2 separate regions of the Homo sapiens genome follow, and region 2 is linked to region 1. Evidence: chromatin contacts called from ENCODE Hi-C or POLR2A ChIA-PET data. All regions are on one chromosome and are shown on one strand. Each heading gives the region's core, a stretch centred on a gene start or an enhancer-like site at or near the end of the contact. The rest is flanking DNA. Distances are from core to core; before and after follow the strand shown.

Region 1 (4,257 bases), core at 591-3,090:
TCTCCCCTCCCTCCCCTCCTTCCCCCCACAACCCCCCCACCCCGCCACACACAGCAGAGGCTGCTCTGTTTTGCTTACCTTTCACATTTTGCTCATCCTAAAAGACTCAGCTCACATCCCACCTTCCCACTGAAGCTTTCCGTGAGTTGCTGTTAATGCCTTCTTCGCAACTCTCCCTTCCACGCTTAAACATGTATTGCAGAAATGGTTCACAGCTTCCTTACAATTATTTTAAGTTCATCTCCTATACTAGATTGTAAATTTCATAAAGGTAGGATTGCATAGCATATTTCCTTGTACTTTTTGTGGCAGTGGAATTTTCCTATGAAGGAAGAAAAAGTGTGGAGGTTAAGAGCTGGCTAAAATGACATTGGATCAATTAACAATGAGTCCAAAGACTCAACGCAAGACAGACAATAACAATTCAAGTTCGTTCTTTTCATGGAAAGGAACTTGATAAGATTTCTTGTGGAATTTTTTATTTTATATACTTGTCACACTGAAAATTTAATATGTATTTTTCTAGCTGTTTAATATCTGATGCTCCTATTAGATTCAATTTCCAGAAGGCAGGCCCCTGATTGTTTTGCTCACCTGAGCAATGTCTCTTCAGCACCCAGCGCAGGCCCCATGAGCACAAGTACTCACAGAATAGAGAAACGAAGGCATGCCCAGCACCCTAGAGGAAGGACTGTCATAAAGAAAGAAAGAAAGAAAGTCACATTTCTGAGAACTACTGTGTGCATGTGTGCATCAGAGTGTCCTAATGTCAAATCACCTCTGTTGAGTCCCTCATAGGGTAAAACTTTCAGGGAGGGCCAGGATGTCTGCAGAAACGTTTCAGGTCCACATTTCTCCAAAGATAGAATGCACAGCTTTTAGAGACAGCTGACCTTCCATTGCTAGGGGCTTCTTAGTGGAAGTGTGCTGGAGACCATGGCTGGGGAACTGGGCTCAGTGAATTGCCATATCCTTTTCTAAACAAATGATTTTAGAATTTTATGACCAGGTGTTACCATAGTAAGACCTGCTCAGTAAAAAAACAAACAAACAAACAAACAAAAACAAAAAACACTATAGGGCTCTATCCAAGGTGCTTGTCTAACTCTCTAACCCCAGTTTCAATTTCTCGCCCTTAGGGGCAAATTGGCAGGTTGTCCCCTGCTCCTCCTGGCCCACACAGCCTTGCTTATTTGTCTCTGTGTGATTTCCTTCTGAGGTATGGCCTCAACATTCCTCTCAACATAGAGTCTGGAGAGCCACATCTGTAGACCTGTCTGGGCTCATGGGAAGTTGACTTGCGCTGTGAAGCTCTTGTAGGGCCACCTGCCACACCCCTCTGATGACAGGGGTCACTCACTGGGCTTGAATCTTCCCTTTATTTCTAAATTCACTTTTTTCTTCTCATTTGTCTGCATTTCCTTTTCTTCTATTGTCATGGTTCTCAGACTTGCAGGTGCTTCAGATCACCTTTGGCACTTGTTAAAACACAGCTTGCTGGGCCCCAGCACCAGAGTTTCTGATTCAGTAGGGAATTTGCATTTCTAACAGATTCTAGGTGATGCTGCTGTGGCTGGCCAGGGGGGCCCGCCTTGAGAGCCACTGCTGTGCTGTGACCCAGGGTGTAAGAGAGAAGCACCTACTGACCATGGACCCATGGCCAGGAACTCCGCATGGAAAAGGACAGCAGGGGTAGCCGCCCACAGGGAAGAAGCGAGCTGCTGCCAAGTGAAACCTGTGGCCAGCCCCACCTTTCTTAGCAATTCAAGCTCTGAATCAAAGTTCAGGCCAACCTTGGGAATTGTGGTTTTTAGCAACTTTGCTGAAACCAAAAACATTGCCCAACTTGAAGTGTCAAAAGCCTGCATCAAGCACTGGCTCTTCCTCTTTTCTTCCGTAGGAGCCTCCACTCCTCCGTATATGAAAGTTTCAACTGCTGTCGTCCTGAGGGTTTGGCAAGGAGGGACATTCCACAGTTGTGAGATGACTGTGTTCTAGAGAGTTGACAATGCGGCATTTGTGTGTGTGGCGACTTCCTCCATAGAAAAACTCCAGAGAGCCTCCCTTCCGATGCTGCTGATACCCTTCCTTCCCAAGGTTCAGAATCAGGGAGTCCATTTGAGCAGAATCTTAAACAATATCACACACTTATGGAGCCACATCAAGCTGGGACATGCCACTGGGTCTAGAAAAAAATTTTGAGAAAGTATTGCTGTCATAAAGCTGATGTGTTTTGCTGTGTTAGAAGGCAAGATAATCTTGCAGAGACACAGAACCAGATAATTCCTTTTAAAGCAAGGTCATGAATAATATATATAGATAGCCATAGTCGCTGAGGGAAGATAGCAGAAGAAATAAATAGAAGAGCTTTAAAAATTGGAAAGAACTTCATAAGAACAGCAATCTGGGGCCAGTCTTGGGGGAAATTTACTCTTGCAATCTAAAATGTCTGAGGGTAGTATTAGGCATGCTGTAGTGGATGTAATGTTCCAAATTCATGTGGGTCACCTTGAATTATAAGCAGAAGGCTCAACTAGGTTCACTATTCTCAATTTGAGAAGGCAAAGACATGCATACTCCATTCTATTAAGATTTCTACAAAACTAGAGAGGGGAGTATGGCTTAGCGATTAAAAGCCAAGAGTGTAGAGCCAGGCTGCCTGGATTTGAATACCAGTTCTTCCACCTACCAGCCATGTAATTCTAGGTAATCTATTGGATGTCTCTGAGCCTCAGTATTGTCATCAGTAAAATGGAAAAATGATAGTTCCTACTTTATGTCGTTTTTAGGAAGACAAAAAGCTTCAATATATGTAAAGTGCTTTGAATGGCACATATTACAACGTTGTTTATTAAATATCTGCTATAGTAGTTAATGAAGTACTGTAGTTATTTGTTAAATAAATACTCGAAGTTGAATTTTAGATGGGTCATGCTTTTAGCCATAACATTCTGTTATGGAGAGAATTCCTATGCTGTGGGAGCTCCATATTTTCTGAAACTGGTAGGAAATCAGAAGTCTTGGCTGTTATCCTCTAAGTAGAGAGAACATGGGCCTTGGAGTCCAACAGGTTTAGGTGCAAATCCTGGCTGTGCCAGTTCCAGTTCGATGACCCTGGGCAAGACGACCACCCTCAGTGAACTTCAGTCTTGTACTCTCTGACATAAATGTCAATGATTTAATTAAAGCACCTGATAAAATTTGAAATATTCACGAAGCCATCTCTAAGTGGGGGCTCATGTCAGTGTGGGTGGCAGGCAAAAGGAGTTATTACTGTAAGCTGAGGAAAGCATGGCAAAGCAATACATGCTGAGAAGCCTGAGGTGTGAACGGGGAAGGGCCCAGGGCTGAAAATCACCCGGACGACATCTGCTTTGCCCTCCTCCTCTCCAGGTGTGGCATTGGTGAGAGCACCCACTGCATGGATGCTGACCACCTGCCTGGCAGCCTCTCAGCACATTCCAGTCTGTTTTGTGAAATCAGGTGCAGATAAAAGCCATACTGAGAAAGCACCCAGAGGCCTGAGCTTTTGCCCCATCGTTGACTTAACTGACTGTGAACTTGGGCAAGTCACTTTTCTTTTCTGATGTTCTTTTATTCTGTCTGCAAAATAGCATGCCTGAGGCCCGTTCTTGTTCCAAGCCTGCTAAAATCAATTGCCCTGCCCAACAAGGCTGTGCATGAGCTTTAATTGCTCTGGGGTGTGCTGCATTGTTCTTACCTAGCTTTGTTTGTCTATGTGCTGGCTTAATGAATCTTCATCATGTAGCCTCTTCAGTTTTCTAGCCTTTGTATTTATGTCCATCAGCCCTTGCCATGGAAGGCCAGCACCTGGCCACATCGTCCTCCCTCTGTCCAAATCTCATGTCCCTTCGCCAGTTCCCTGAGTGCTGTCATCAAGGGACAGTTTAGAATTTCAAAATACTTTAGACAACAAAGGAAAACTAGGATATGGCAAAATCACATCTAACAAATATATTTCTAAAGGGTGTGTGAAGGAAAACCCAAAGGTTAGGTTAGAAATTTTAAGCCTTATTTCATCATTATTTGCACCTTATCTTCATCATCCATAGGATGGGGACAAACAAAAGCAATCTAGCAGAGTGATCTGTACAGTAAGGTCGCTAACTTGTGGTTTTTGAGTATAGTGACTTTTGCGATTGAGTTGATCATTTTATTATTTTCTTTATATGTTTTTACTTTTCTTAGTTAATGTCAATATAGATTATAAGACAAAGTGAGCTTTGGAATATCTCA
Region 2 (4,257 bases), core at 478-2,977, 470 kb before region 1:
GTGAAGGACTTTAGTATAATGGTCATGACAAGAACTTTGAAGTCAGACTGCCTACGTACAAATCTTTTCTCCATGTATAGAAGGTAAGGGCCAGGCACGGTGGCTCATGCCTATAATCCCAGCACTTTGGGAGCCCGAGGCAGGTGGATCATGAGGTCAGGCAATCGAGACCATCCTGGTTAACATGGTGAAACCACATCTCTACTAAAAATACAAAAAAATAGCTGGGCTATGCCTGTAGTCCCAGTTACTTGGGAGGCTGAGGCAGGAGGATCACTTGAACCTGGGAAGCGGAGGTCGGAGTGAGCCGAGATGGCGTCATTGCACTCCTGCCTGGGTGACAGAGCGAGACTCTGTCTCAGAAAAAAAAAAGAAGGTCAGATCTAGGAAAAGGGCTCATCTCTGGGTGCCTCAGTTGTCTCATGTGTAAAGTGGGATTTAAAAAGCACCATGAAGTTGTAGTATAGCTGAGATGGATGATATAAGCAAACATTTAGCATAGTGCTTAGCAAAGAATGCTCAGTAAATACCTTATTCCAAATTGAGAAACTGAGCTTCAGAGGACTTCAGCTCCTCATGTGATCATTACTCAGCTAAGGAGGAGAGACTGGGTTTTGAATGCAGATTGATCTGTCTTACAAAAGATTGGGGTTTTCCTACTCTACCGGATGGTTTCCCTGGAAACCCACTGCCAAGCCTTTGTTATGTGCACCGCGGTTTGACATTAGTATGTGTTCTGAGCCTTCTTTTGACGCCTGCATTTTGCTGCAATGAATTTAGGGATTTCCCCCAAGTCATTTTGCATAATCAAGGATGGCCTGGATGTTGTCTCATCAGAGCCACCTGAAGACCATGGACATTTTCTTGGAAACTGAAACTATAGAAACTATATGTTATTGCTTCTAACTTCTTAGTTTTCAAAAGACATTCTTGGACCCGGCTGCAAAGTCCTATAAATTAAATTGAAATCAGCCACATTTATGATAGGGTTGTTACAAAGCTGTAAGTGTTCTGAATTTATGACTCTGCTCACATTCAGCTGTTCACTGCTTCTGCTTCTAGGTCTTTCTATCCTGTGTGGGACAGAATTTATATTTGTGGGTAAGATCATTATAAATCTTTTATGTACCGCAAGTGCAATTTCAAATGTTTGCAAGCATGCAGAACTAGGTCCATGAGATATCTGCTATATTTCATGGATTACGGCTTTGTCTCAGTAGTGGGGGAAAAAATATCCCTCAAACCCAAACCCAAACATTGAACTTTGTAACTGGCCACTAACTCTCACTGAAGAGGAAATAATTGTTGGTGAAGCTAAACTTCGACTCTGTGGATGTTGCTTTAAAATTCTCTTCTTTTTCATGTTTTAAAAAATAAGTCCCATGAATGACCATCTTTCCAAATGTCCCTTCCAGCCTTCTAGCTGAGTTCAGTGAGAAAGGAACAATTTGTCTGCATCAGAATTTCATGTGTACTTTTGCAGCAATCAGCATTGAAAGTGAGGACACAACTGAGCAGCTGGCTGGCTCTTTCCTCATTATTTTTTGGAAAGTTGACCCTGAACTTTTGTGTCATCGAAGTCAAACTGCCAAAGAAAATGTAGATATCTGGGGAAGTCTTTAAAAAAAATTATTGTGAAAATGAAACGGTTTTTGTATCTTTTGCAAACGGACAGCTGGAGACCCGGTGCAGCCACACTGGGGACTCTGGTTTTCCTGTCTCTGTGAGCTTTAGGGCGGCAGGGTGAGGCATCATGGCTATTCTGACAAGAAACTGGGAATCAAACACACCACTTGAGTGATGCAACCAAATTAAAAGGGAAAAGAGAATATAATGAAGTATCATTAAAAGCAAATAATGAGATAGATTTTAATATGCACAAACATTTTTTGCTGACTTGGTGCTTTGGAGCACGAGGCTGTCGATTTTGCTGTGTTGTCAGTAGGAAATGATTCCCAAATTAATCCAGGCAACAGAATCATCTGGAGGAACTTTAAAAAAATACACATTTAGGGCCCCATCTCAGACCCACATCAGAATTGCCGTGGTCACAGCTCATGTCTCTGTTTTAAGGAGATCTGTAGACTGGTTTGGGAAACTGGAGCATAGTTTTATGGTCACACTTTCTCTGTATCTTTTTGAAAATATGTGCAGATTACTTTGGAGTTACCCTTTTATAGGGGAGAATTCTAGAGTAAGTTGTGCTTTAGGGATTCTCACCTCCCTTCTATACATAGAAAATTGAACCCCAGAAAGGTTTGCTACTTGGTCTAGGTTGCACAGCTGCTGGAGGCAGTCAGGATTTGAACCCAGGCCTTCAGTTGCCCCACCCAGGGATCTTTCAGTCCTGCTCTGTGATTTCTGTGATTTCTTAGTCCTGCTCTGAAGCAGCCCAGTGGACTATAGTGAATGCAGACAAGCCCTGCAGGTTATCGAAAATTTTTCAGTTTTCTAGGGAAACACAGTGCTACTCAACATCTGTCAGGCAGTGTGTGGACTACTAGTTGAGATGGTTCAGTCTCAACAGTGGGTCCTGCTGTATTCCTTTTAATAACATACCTTTGCAAAGCTGGATTTTTGGAAGTGGCTTAGATAAAAAGTCCCTATTGTGGAAAAATCAGTATGAAACTGGAAATGAGAGTAGCAATGTCCACTCTGAGTCCAGGGATTGAGAAGTTGTGTGGGGCCCTAAGGATATATACAGCTATTAGTAAATAACTATTTTAGAATGAAATAAAAATGGCCTCTTTTCTTTCAATTTGTGTCTTATTTTTCAAATGGCTTCTAGCTTCCTAGGACATACACGCTTATAACCGAAGAAGTACTTAATAAGGGGAACCATTAGAAATTTCTTTTGGCACAAGGGCACTGTGAACAAATTACAGAGATGCTAGGGCACTTTGAGCAAAGAAAGTTTGAGAACTGGGTCATGCTGCCTTCCACTGCACACACTGAATTTTTACTTGGGCATTCCAAAGCTTTGGCTTCATTGGTTTAAAAAAACTAACAAACAGATGACATCTTCTCTTCTCTTGGTATCATTGGCCTCACCATTTATTTCATGTCGCTTAATTGCAGGCAAATCTATTTATGAATGTTTCAGATGACAGTAGTTTTTGTGACAGCAGCAAAACTCCTGAAAATGAGTTTCTCCTGAAATGAGGCTGTATTCAGAGTTCTTGGAGGAGGAGCAGGTTGCTGAGAGCACGAATGAATAGAGGGCAGTTCATCTAGCCAAAATATCTGCCCTACTGCCTGTTGGTCTACCATTATAACCCCATTCCTATGCGTTCTGCTGATAGTAGGGTCTTCAAGAAACTCCACAGAAATGCAGAGGTTTCTTGGCAGCCAAATCTTGGTAAGCTTTAGTTGTTACTAAAGAGTCAGACTGGAGGAAGAGGATGCAGTTTACCTGATTCTGGAGGTAGAAAATTCCAGGAGGGTGTGGGGCTCAAGGGTTGTCCCCCTAAAGGTTTGCAGAAAAATCACTACCATGAGGCAGATTAACAGGAGAAAAAGCGTACACATTTATGTCACATGTATACACGGGAAACTTCAGAATGAAGCCCCAAGCCCAGATGAGGTACAGAAGCTTCCTGAGGTTGCAAAAAGAATGTGGACTCAGAGCATGGCCCCAAACAGGTTATGGTGGTAAATTAGGATTTAGTGGAAAGACAGATTGTGAGAAGGAAAAGGAAGACGCCTGGGTGGCAAAGGTGACCTTAGTATGTAGACAAAGCCTCTCAGGTAGTAGCCCTCAGAGAGAGTAGATGCTGCTTCTTTTCAGGCTTTTAAAGGTGACAGACTCTCAGTTTTTCTCCTAGATCCAGGAAAGACCTAGAAAGAGAAGGCCTGGCTACATCACTGGAGATTCTCTACAGATGCAAGTTTCCCCCACCTCAGTCTGCCTGCCCTGCAGCAGCCATTTCAAAGTATGGGATAAAATGGTTTGATTTCCTTCAAGGAAAACTCAAATGGAAAGATGGACAGCCTGCTTATGGAGCAGTTCTACCTATGAGTGGTTGGCTTTGTCATAGGGAAGTAGCCACATACAAGGGCCATAAAGCTGAAATAGCCACATGCAAGTGTTTGAAGGGGAAAAGCAATTGTCCTCATGGAGAGCTCTGATTCTGGAGCTAATTCAGATTTTGCCAAACGATTCGTTACACTTTTTAGTTATCTTGTTTAATAGATAAAAACAACTTTTTCCACTTACTGTTTTTACCTTTCTTGAAGCCTTTTTTTTTTTTTTTCCTG

Evidence for each region. Hi-C counts contacts between places; a loop is a spot of excess contacts on that map. ChIA-PET counts read pairs that join two places held with the same protein, here RNA polymerase II (POLR2A). Pooled maps may share reads with other maps.
Region 2: a pooled map shows a loop between it and region 1 (13-fold over the local background). The contact joins two enhancer-like sites. A Hi-C loop is called at or near these places in 8 of 37 single-sample maps with no recorded cell type and 8 of 50 pooled maps. POLR2A ChIA-PET finds 5 or more read pairs at or near these places in 1 of 52 experiments (IMR-90).

The regions. Positions count from the first base shown.
Region 1 is chr2:7,771,179-7,775,435 of GRCh38, reverse strand. No RefSeq gene overlaps it. Among named protein-coding and RNA genes, the nearest start is that of LINC01871, 48 kb to the right of the region's middle. RefSeq lists an enhancer at 1,685-1,734. Within about 2 kb of position 1,840, at least 4 of the 41 ENCODE cell types and tissues checked have a DNase peak (open chromatin) inside an H3K27ac peak, as active enhancers do.
Region 2 is chr2:8,236,366-8,240,622 of GRCh38, reverse strand. The region is part of intron 7 of LINC00299 (long intergenic non-protein coding RNA 299); the gene reads left to right. Among named protein-coding and RNA genes, the nearest start is that of LINC00299, 90 kb to the left of the region's middle. Within about 2 kb of position 1,727, at least 4 of the 41 ENCODE cell types and tissues checked have a DNase peak (open chromatin) inside an H3K27ac peak, as active enhancers do.